Linked DNA regions of Homo sapiens: regions 1 and 2 are each linked to region 3. Evidence: chromatin loops called from intact Hi-C (ENCODE). Cell type or tissue: OCI-LY7. All regions are shown on one strand. Region 1 has its middle 290 kb from the start of EPIC1. Region 2 has its middle 45 kb from the start of TAFA5. Region 3 has its middle 200 kb from the start of MIR3201.

Region 1 (2,500 bases), 150 kb after region 3:
GGGTGGGTGATGCTTATCTGGTTGTGCCATTTGGAGCTCTATCTTCTTGTTCCAGGGATCACAGAACAACCATTCAGGTGGATGATGCACGGAGGAATATTTAACTTAGAACATGATGGTGAGTTCAAAACCATTGTTGACAACAGCCTGAATCTGCTCCACCTCTGAGCATGCCACATCCATCAGTGCAGGTCTAGGTACAGACAGCCAAATGTGGACAATGGCCCACAGGTTGATGTCCGGTGCTTTGAGCAAAAGGCAAGGTGAAGACTCTGTGATTGCAGAAACAGGAAGATAGGGCCTTGGGGCTGCTGGGACCTCGATTTCCTCTCTTCATTTTCCTGGGAGGTCTGTGCTGCTCTGGGCACATGCTGCCAGTTCAGACACCACATTCTCAATCCTTACACATGTGCTTGTTCAAGGTTCTTTCAATAAGCAGTCTCTATCGATCCATTTTTGCAAGGTTTGCTCCCTCCTATGTGCTGTAAAATGCTGCTGCCTGTGGTGCTGAGTAACTTGGGGATGGCCACACTGGCTTGCCAGGCTCCTCAGCCCCCACCCCAGGGAACTGGGAGCTGCATCATGAAAGGGTCAAATGCAGAGAGACTGCCCAGCGCCCACGGTGGCCCAGCAGGCTGGGCATGCGTGATCTCCGGGCATACAGCTCGGGCCCCTTGTTGAATAAGCTCTACCTGTAGGAGCCAACAGCCAGCCGTTAGTGCTGCCGTGGAGCCTAATTGAGAATTACCAGGTGGCTGAGGCCCAGACAGGGCTTTGTGCTGGGGTACTCAAGCAGAAATGTTGCTCAGCCCGTGGTGATCCTATTAGGAAGCGGAGAAGTTAATGAATAGTGTGTTCTTTCTTGCTTTCCCTGTCTGCCTTCAGCACGTTGTGTTTATCTACTTATGTATGGAAATCCAGGCCTTCTTAGTAGGCAGAGCAGAGAAGCAGCTTCTTGTCTCACCGAGGAACTGCACAAATCATTCCATTCAGGCAGAAGGCTTGATTGGGCTCTTTGAGTCTAAATAAGATGTCCTTAACCCTTCCTCCACCCAGACCCTTGTTGTTTGAGATGGGCTCTTTTAGGCTGCAAGAAACAAAGAAATGCTCAAAGAACAAAGAAATTCCCAGAGAGAGATTTTTATTATAAGCTACAAGAGACACAAGAGGAGGAAGAACAGCTGCAGAGCCGGCTCCGGAAGCAGGAGCTCGCGAAGGGCACCCAAGGTCGCCAAGGCTCTGGCTGAGCTACCGTGCCGTGTCCTGCGGAGGTGCAGAGGCTGTGGTTTCCCGTGTGAGTTTCACGTGTGTGACTTTCTCTCATGGCCTCCTCTCTAGCACTCAAGTGCAATCAATCAGACAGGGGGTCTGATGGCTCCCGCCAGTCACCATCTGTGGGGCCAGGCTTCCTCAGGGGGCACTGTGGGTGTGGAGGGAGTCTGGAGCCATGCGACTTCCTGGAATAATCTAGGACATCTGTCAGAACATGGAACTGCTGTTATTTGACAGAAGCAGCAGCCACCACTGTCTGAGCATTGATGGTGCACCAACCACTGGGCTCAGTGTCTGTTGCAGTTATCGAATGTTGCATGATGGATCACCCCAGCACTTAGGGGCCTTTATCGTGTACACAGATTCTATGAGCCATACATTTGGGAAGAGTTTGCTGGGTAGTCCTCGCTTGGGGTCTCTCCTGTCTGCAGTCAGATGTTGGCCAGGCTGTAGTCATCAAAGTTTGATTGAGATGAAGGGTCTACTTCCAAGGCCTCATCCACATGAGTGGCATTTGTTGCCAGCTGTTGGCTGGGGGCCTGGATCCCTCTCTGCACAGAACTGTCCATGGGGCTGCCTGAGGGTCTTCCTGGTGCGCTGGTTCCTTTCTCTCAGAACTAGCAATCCAAGACATACCGGGTGCAAGCTAAAATGACTTGCATGAATTAGGCATTTTCTTTGTATCCCCTGTCCTGATACCAGTGCCTGGCATGTAATGGCACTTCCTTCCTAACTGAAGGAAGAAGAGAAGGAAGGGAGAAAGGAGAGGGAGGGAGGAAAGAGAGGGAGGAGGGAGAGGGAGGTAGGGAGGAAGGAGAAGGAGGAAGGAGAGGGAGGAGAGACAAGGAGGAAGGAGAGGGAAGAAGGAGAGGGAGGAGGGAGAGGCAGTAAAGAGAGGGAGGAGGGGAGGAAGGACAGGGAGGAAGGAGAGAGAAGAGGGAGAGGGACTTAGGGAGGAAGGAGAGGGACTAGGGAGGAAGGAGAGGGAGGGAGGCAGTAAAGGGAGGAAGGAGAGGGAGGGAAGAAGGAAAAATTGTCAAAGTTTGATTGATTTTTCTAAATTAAAGAGTCGCAATACTAAGCTTTTAACCATGCATCAGGACAGATTACAGAGGGCCCTGGGATTGGGCCCATTGCTTTTGGGAAGCAGTGCCTGTTCATGGTTCTGTGCAGGGTGAGTGCCACTGAGTTACACTAATAATCTAAGCCTACCCAGTGGGTTTCTGCT
Region 2 (2,500 bases), 370 kb before region 3:
GCAGTGAGCCGAGATCATGCCACTTCACTCCGGCCTGGGCGACAGAACGAGACTCCATCTCAAAAAAAAAAAAAAAGAAAGAAAGAAAGAAAGAAAGGTGGCACAAAGTTGGGGGTGGTGGGGAAGAAACATTCTCCCCACACTTTGGTTTCCATGAGGGTCCACGTACATTGCCGCTCTCGAGCCCCAACACGAGCTTTTTGCCAGGGCTACAGTGGGGTGCCTTCCTGGGCAGAGGGGAAGCTGGGCAAGTGTGACTCACACTCACCATGGGAGCTGGTGCCTGCAGGTCGGGACTCATCCTGACCAGCTCCTCCTCACCGGCTAGTGTGACTGAGAAGCCCTCTTCGTGCTCGGCACTGGGGGACCAGCGGGGCTGCAGAGCTAGGCGTGCCCGTGAACCTCGCTCCAGCAGCAGTGAGCATGCCTTTTGATGGTAGTTTGCTTGTTTATTTGTGTGTATTTTAATTTAACTTCCATCCTCCTGGATTCTTCATATACCTCAAGTCATTCTGGACGAGGACAGAGAGAAAGCTGGGCTTTCCAAGGACTTTCCTGGCTATAAAACTGGAAGTCCCAAATCTTGGGCACCCCTCAGTCCTGAGCCACGCAGGTGTGAAAAGAGAAGTCTTGTGAACCGACCTCTCAAACCAGCTTGCCTGGAGACAGAAGATGCACAGTCCTGCCCCGTTCTGCTGTTTGCAAGCGGTCCTCTTCAAGGAGGGCTTGAATTTGCCAGGTCTCAGTTTTCACAGCTATTTCATGGGAGTAAAACTCTGCCATGTAACCAGGAGTTAAAATGTGCCATAGACTTACTCCTTGCAGAGGAGGTTTCTGCTTGCAGAGCAGCAGACGATAGAGAAAATGTCACTGCCAGTGGGAGTTCTGGAGGGCTCGCTGGAAGAGGCAACTGCATTTCGGCCAGGTCTTGAGGATTCCAGGAAGGATGGCTTGGGGCTGCTGGGGGTGGCAGAGCCTCCATGGGTGGCCACCATCTGTGTGTGTCTTATGCCTCCTCCCTCCTTCCCTCTTACCCCGCCCCAGCACAGAGCAGGTGCTCAGGAAACATGGCCTACATTGCAGCCTCTCATGGCACTGGCCACAGGACTGGAATTTCCTGGAGATGCTAATCCATCAGCTCCTCCAGACGGGGTGCTGCTGTCTGACATCCCAGCTGCGGCAGGACTGACTCTGTAGGCAGGTGGGCAGTCAGACCAGTGGCTCCTGGCCTGGCTGTGCCCTGAGTGCCTTCTCCAAGCCAGTTCAGGGTGTACGGCAGGCACTCAGTGTCCTGCATGGAGTGGGCCCGCATCCTTGTGTTTTGCAGCTGAACAAGACCCGGCCCTGCCCTCCCAAATGTGTCCTCCAGCCGGAAGATCAGTAAGCGTGTGTGAGCGCTGCAGGCATGCGCTGGCCGAGGACATGTGGTTGCTCGCATGAGTGAGCCAACCAGCCTGTGGGAAGAAGTGAGAGAGCCCCGCTGTGCAGACCTCTGAAACGAAAGGCACCCGCAAATCCCAGAGAAGCTTTGATCAAAGCCTCACTTCTGCTTTTACCAGCACAATGCCAGGTCGGTCACCTGGGGCCCTGGGGCAGCTCCAGCCACAAGAAGTTTCTCTTAAGCAGCCCCAGATCTGCATCGGTGAGCACATGGGCATCTGTGAGGCATCTCCTGGGCGCTGGGCTCCATGAGCTGTCCCTCTTGGTGTGGCCATAGACAGAGGCTGGGTTGATCCATGGGTTCTGATGCATTAATGATAATGTCACTGATACAGGGAGACTTTGCCTGAGAAGCTGGGGCTGGCCCATTTTTCATTAAATAATATAATTTGTTGCATTGGTACGCAAGGACAAATAGCTCTGTCGAGCTGAAAGCCTGAAAAAAAAAGGTAATATAGTGTTGTTATTCATGAGCTGAAGCCACGCTTGGAGAATATTCCTCATTTTGACTAAAATGTATCTTCTGCCCACTCAAAGCAAATGCAATTTTCCTTTTTATGACTATCGGTTATTTACATAGAAAAAGTTTAAGTAAGGTCTGTACTACCAACAGCCACTGCTCCCTACAGTGTGGCACCGGAGGGGTTGCTGGGGTCAGGTCCATGCAGGGGCCTCTGGAGTCCCCAGAGGGAGGGAAAAAGGCAGGGTGAAGAGAGCCAGGGATACCCTCCCACTTGGCCAGACAAGAAGCCCCTTGAGAGAAGGGACAGAAACCCCATGCCACCTTCCTTCCCTCCCTTCCCTTCTTTCCCTCCCTCTCTCCCTTCCTCCCTTTTCTTTCTTTCCTTCCTTCCTTCCTTCCTTCCTTCCTTCCTTCCTTCCTTCCTTCCTTCCTTCCCTCCTTCTTTCCCTCCCTCCCTCCCTCCCTGCCCCCTTCCCTTCCCTTCCCTTCCCTTCCCTTCCCTTCCCATCCCTTCCCTTCCCTTCTATTTTACTTTCTCTCCCTCCAAGAGTCACTTGGCTACTTCCTTAATGTCCCATAGGATGTTTCTCTGGGTCT
Region 3 (2,500 bases):
GGTGGGCTCAGCCATATGGGTTGATTTTAAGCCAAAGGTCACATGCGTATGGGACTTACAGAGCATCAGTGGCCTTGCTCTGCATCACTGCACTGGCTTCTGTCCAAGGAGCTGATTTGCAGTGAGCAGCCGTGGCACGGGGACTGCACAGAAGAGGCCCTGGAACACGGCAGCTCCGGGGTTCTGTGTGGCCACTTGAAGTTTTTACCCACATTTAAAATCCGAAACAGAGAAGTAGCCTGCAAACTTCGTGGTGTAATATTTTATTTGGCACATGCAAATTTTGTCTCACACATGAAGTATTTCATTGAGTTCTGATATCTTGGAAATTTATTATTTGAAAATTGTTAATTCTTTTAGAACTTAAACAGTGGGTCAATATTGTAACACGGTTATGACTAAAAATACTTTTGGAATTTAGAGGAAAGGCTGCTAAGACGATCGATCCATCCCTGTGTCAGCCTGCTGGGTACGCGGGTGCATTCAGTCTTCTCCACAGGAGGGGTCTGCGCAGGGTGAGGGGGCTTTACATCCGCAGGTGTTTGTGGTGGACCAGATGCTTGTGTTGGTAGATCCACATATAATATCTGCAACTCTCTACAGACCCTCAAAAGTGCATTCTCTCAAAACATGCAGCTGGGACTCATACCAGGGACTCACACTGCAGGCACCTGCTTTCAGGCCTGGACATTCTCGCCAGACAGACACAAGCTGAGCCAGCAGTGTTCACAGGAGGTCTTCTTCAGAAAGCCATCCAGTACCTGGGGATGGGGAGGTGTGCGTGCTGAGCGGACACCACATTCAGGACTTGGGGAACCCTTAAGGGGCCCGAGTCTCTGACCACCGGGTCCTGCCTGACCTTTTGCATGAAGGTTGCGTTTAAGTTAGGGCTGCCAGAAAAAAGACAGGATGATGTGTTAATTTCAGAGTCAAAATTTCAGGTACACAATGAATGTTTTCAGTATAATTTTGTCCCATACAATACCTGGGATTCTTTATACACTGAATGTTGTGTTCCTTCAAAATGGATCTGTTGAAAACCCTAACCCCCAATGAGAACACACTTGGAGATACGGCCTCTGCAGAAGTAATGAAGGTTACATGAGGTCATGAAGAGGGGCCCTGGCGCACTAGGATTGGTGTCCCCTATAAGAAAAGACACCAGAGGACGCTCTCATTCTCTCCCAAAGAAGAGGTCATGTGAGCACGCAGCAAGCTGCCAGCCACCAACCAGCCAGCAACAGAAGAGGCCTCAGAGTAAAACCTACCTTACCAGCCCTTTGATTTTGGACTCCCTGGTCTCCAGAGCTATGAGAAATCAACCCCTGTTGTTAAAGCCATCCAGCCAATGGTGTTTGTTATTGCAACCAAGCTGACTAATGCAGACTTAGTCTATTAAAGCGGTAACTTTTTTTTTTATCTGAACTTGAACTTGAATCAGCATCCTGTGCTTTTTTTGTTTGTTTTTGTTTTGTTTTGTTTTGTTTTGTTTTGAAACAGAGTCTCGCTCTGTCACCCAGGCTGGAGTGCAATGGTGCAATCTCAGCTCACTGCAACCTCCACCTCTCAGGTTCAAGTGATTCTCCTGCCTCAGTCTCCCGAGTAGCTGGGATTACAGGCGCCCGCCACCACACTCAGCTAAATTTTTGTATTTTTAGTAGAGACAGGGTTTCACTGTGTTAGCCAGGATGGTCTCAATCTCCTGACCTTGTGATCTGCCCGCCTTGGCCTCCCAAAGTGCTGGGATTATAGGCGTGAGGCACCGCGCCCGGCCTTGTTTTTAAAATCTAACAGTCCTTGTTTAGGCTGCCAGCTGGACTGTGAGATAAGGTCTGGGTCTGGGGGAGAGTAGGTGACATCTGGGAACTTCTTTCTTCCTACGTTGCAGCACTTCTCAGAGCCTGTAAGATAACCAGCTGGCACCACTGCGTGTGTCCCTGCCTTCTCCTGAGGTCAGATGGCTACACCTGGCATCTCAAGGATGGTCCTCCCTTCCTTGAACCCCCACGGGTGGGTCATGGGACAGCTGGTGCACTCAGCCTCTATCATTCAACGGCATCTCCACTAAGGCCACCAATGAGGCTGAATGCCTCGCTCCCTTGCCTTCCATCCCCAGCACAAGGAAGGCCCCCAGCAGGGGCTTCATGCGTGTTAGGTGATTTTGGAGCAAGGATACACACTTGTAGGATTGCTTTAGGGGATGTTTGGGGCTGAATTATGGCCCCTCAAACGTGTATGTTGAAGTCCCAACCCCCAGTACTTCACATGGTGACCATATTTGGAGCTAGAGGCTTTAAGGAAGCAATTAAATAGGTAAAATGAGGTTTTACAGTGGGACCTAACCCAACAGGACTAAGAAGAAGAGATGAGGACACAGACACCCACAGAGGGATGCCCATGTGAGGCCTAGGGAGAAGACAGCATCTACCAGGCCAGGAGAGAGGCCTTCAAAGTGTGCACAAATGTGAACCTGAAGGAGCCAGTCCTTCAAGATGGATCC

The links. A loop is a pair of places that touch in the nucleus more often than their neighbours do. Peaks named below come from ENCODE experiments on the same cell type or tissue, not always from the same donor. Only the 100,000 strongest peaks of a DNase experiment are listed, where the experiment ranks them.
Region 1: a loop joins it to region 3, with 8 times the contacts of the local background. A loop is called at or near these places in 1 of 110 quality-filtered maps.
Region 2: it touches region 3 in a loop (12-fold over the local background); 1 of 110 quality-filtered maps calls a loop at or near these places.

Annotation. Positions count from the first base shown.
Region 1 is chr22:47,917,506-47,920,005 of GRCh38, reverse strand. No RefSeq gene overlaps it. Among named protein-coding and RNA genes, the nearest start is that of EPIC1, 290 kb to the right of the region's middle. In OCI-LY7, CTCF peaks have their summits at 1,129 and 1,332; DNase peaks (open chromatin) are centred at 355, 755 and 1,265; H3K4me3 peaks cover 2,113 bases; H3K27ac peaks cover 2,438 bases.
Region 2 is chr22:48,443,433-48,445,932 of GRCh38, reverse strand. No RefSeq gene overlaps it. Among named protein-coding and RNA genes, the nearest start is that of TAFA5, 45 kb to the left of the region's middle. RefSeq lists enhancers at 1-222, 1,438-1,567. In OCI-LY7, no CTCF peak of the experiment used is centred here; DNase peaks (open chromatin) are centred at 682, 1,102 and 1,492; H3K4me3 peaks cover 1,553 bases; H3K27ac peaks cover 1,442 bases.
Region 3 is chr22:48,069,643-48,072,142 of GRCh38, reverse strand. No RefSeq gene overlaps it. Among named protein-coding and RNA genes, the nearest start is that of MIR3201, 200 kb to the left of the region's middle. RefSeq lists a silencer at 1,864-2,064. In OCI-LY7, CTCF peaks have their summits at 956 and 1,162 (motif pointing right); DNase peaks (open chromatin) are centred at 102, 632 and 1,192; H3K4me3 peaks cover 1,105 bases; H3K27ac peaks cover 2,500 bases.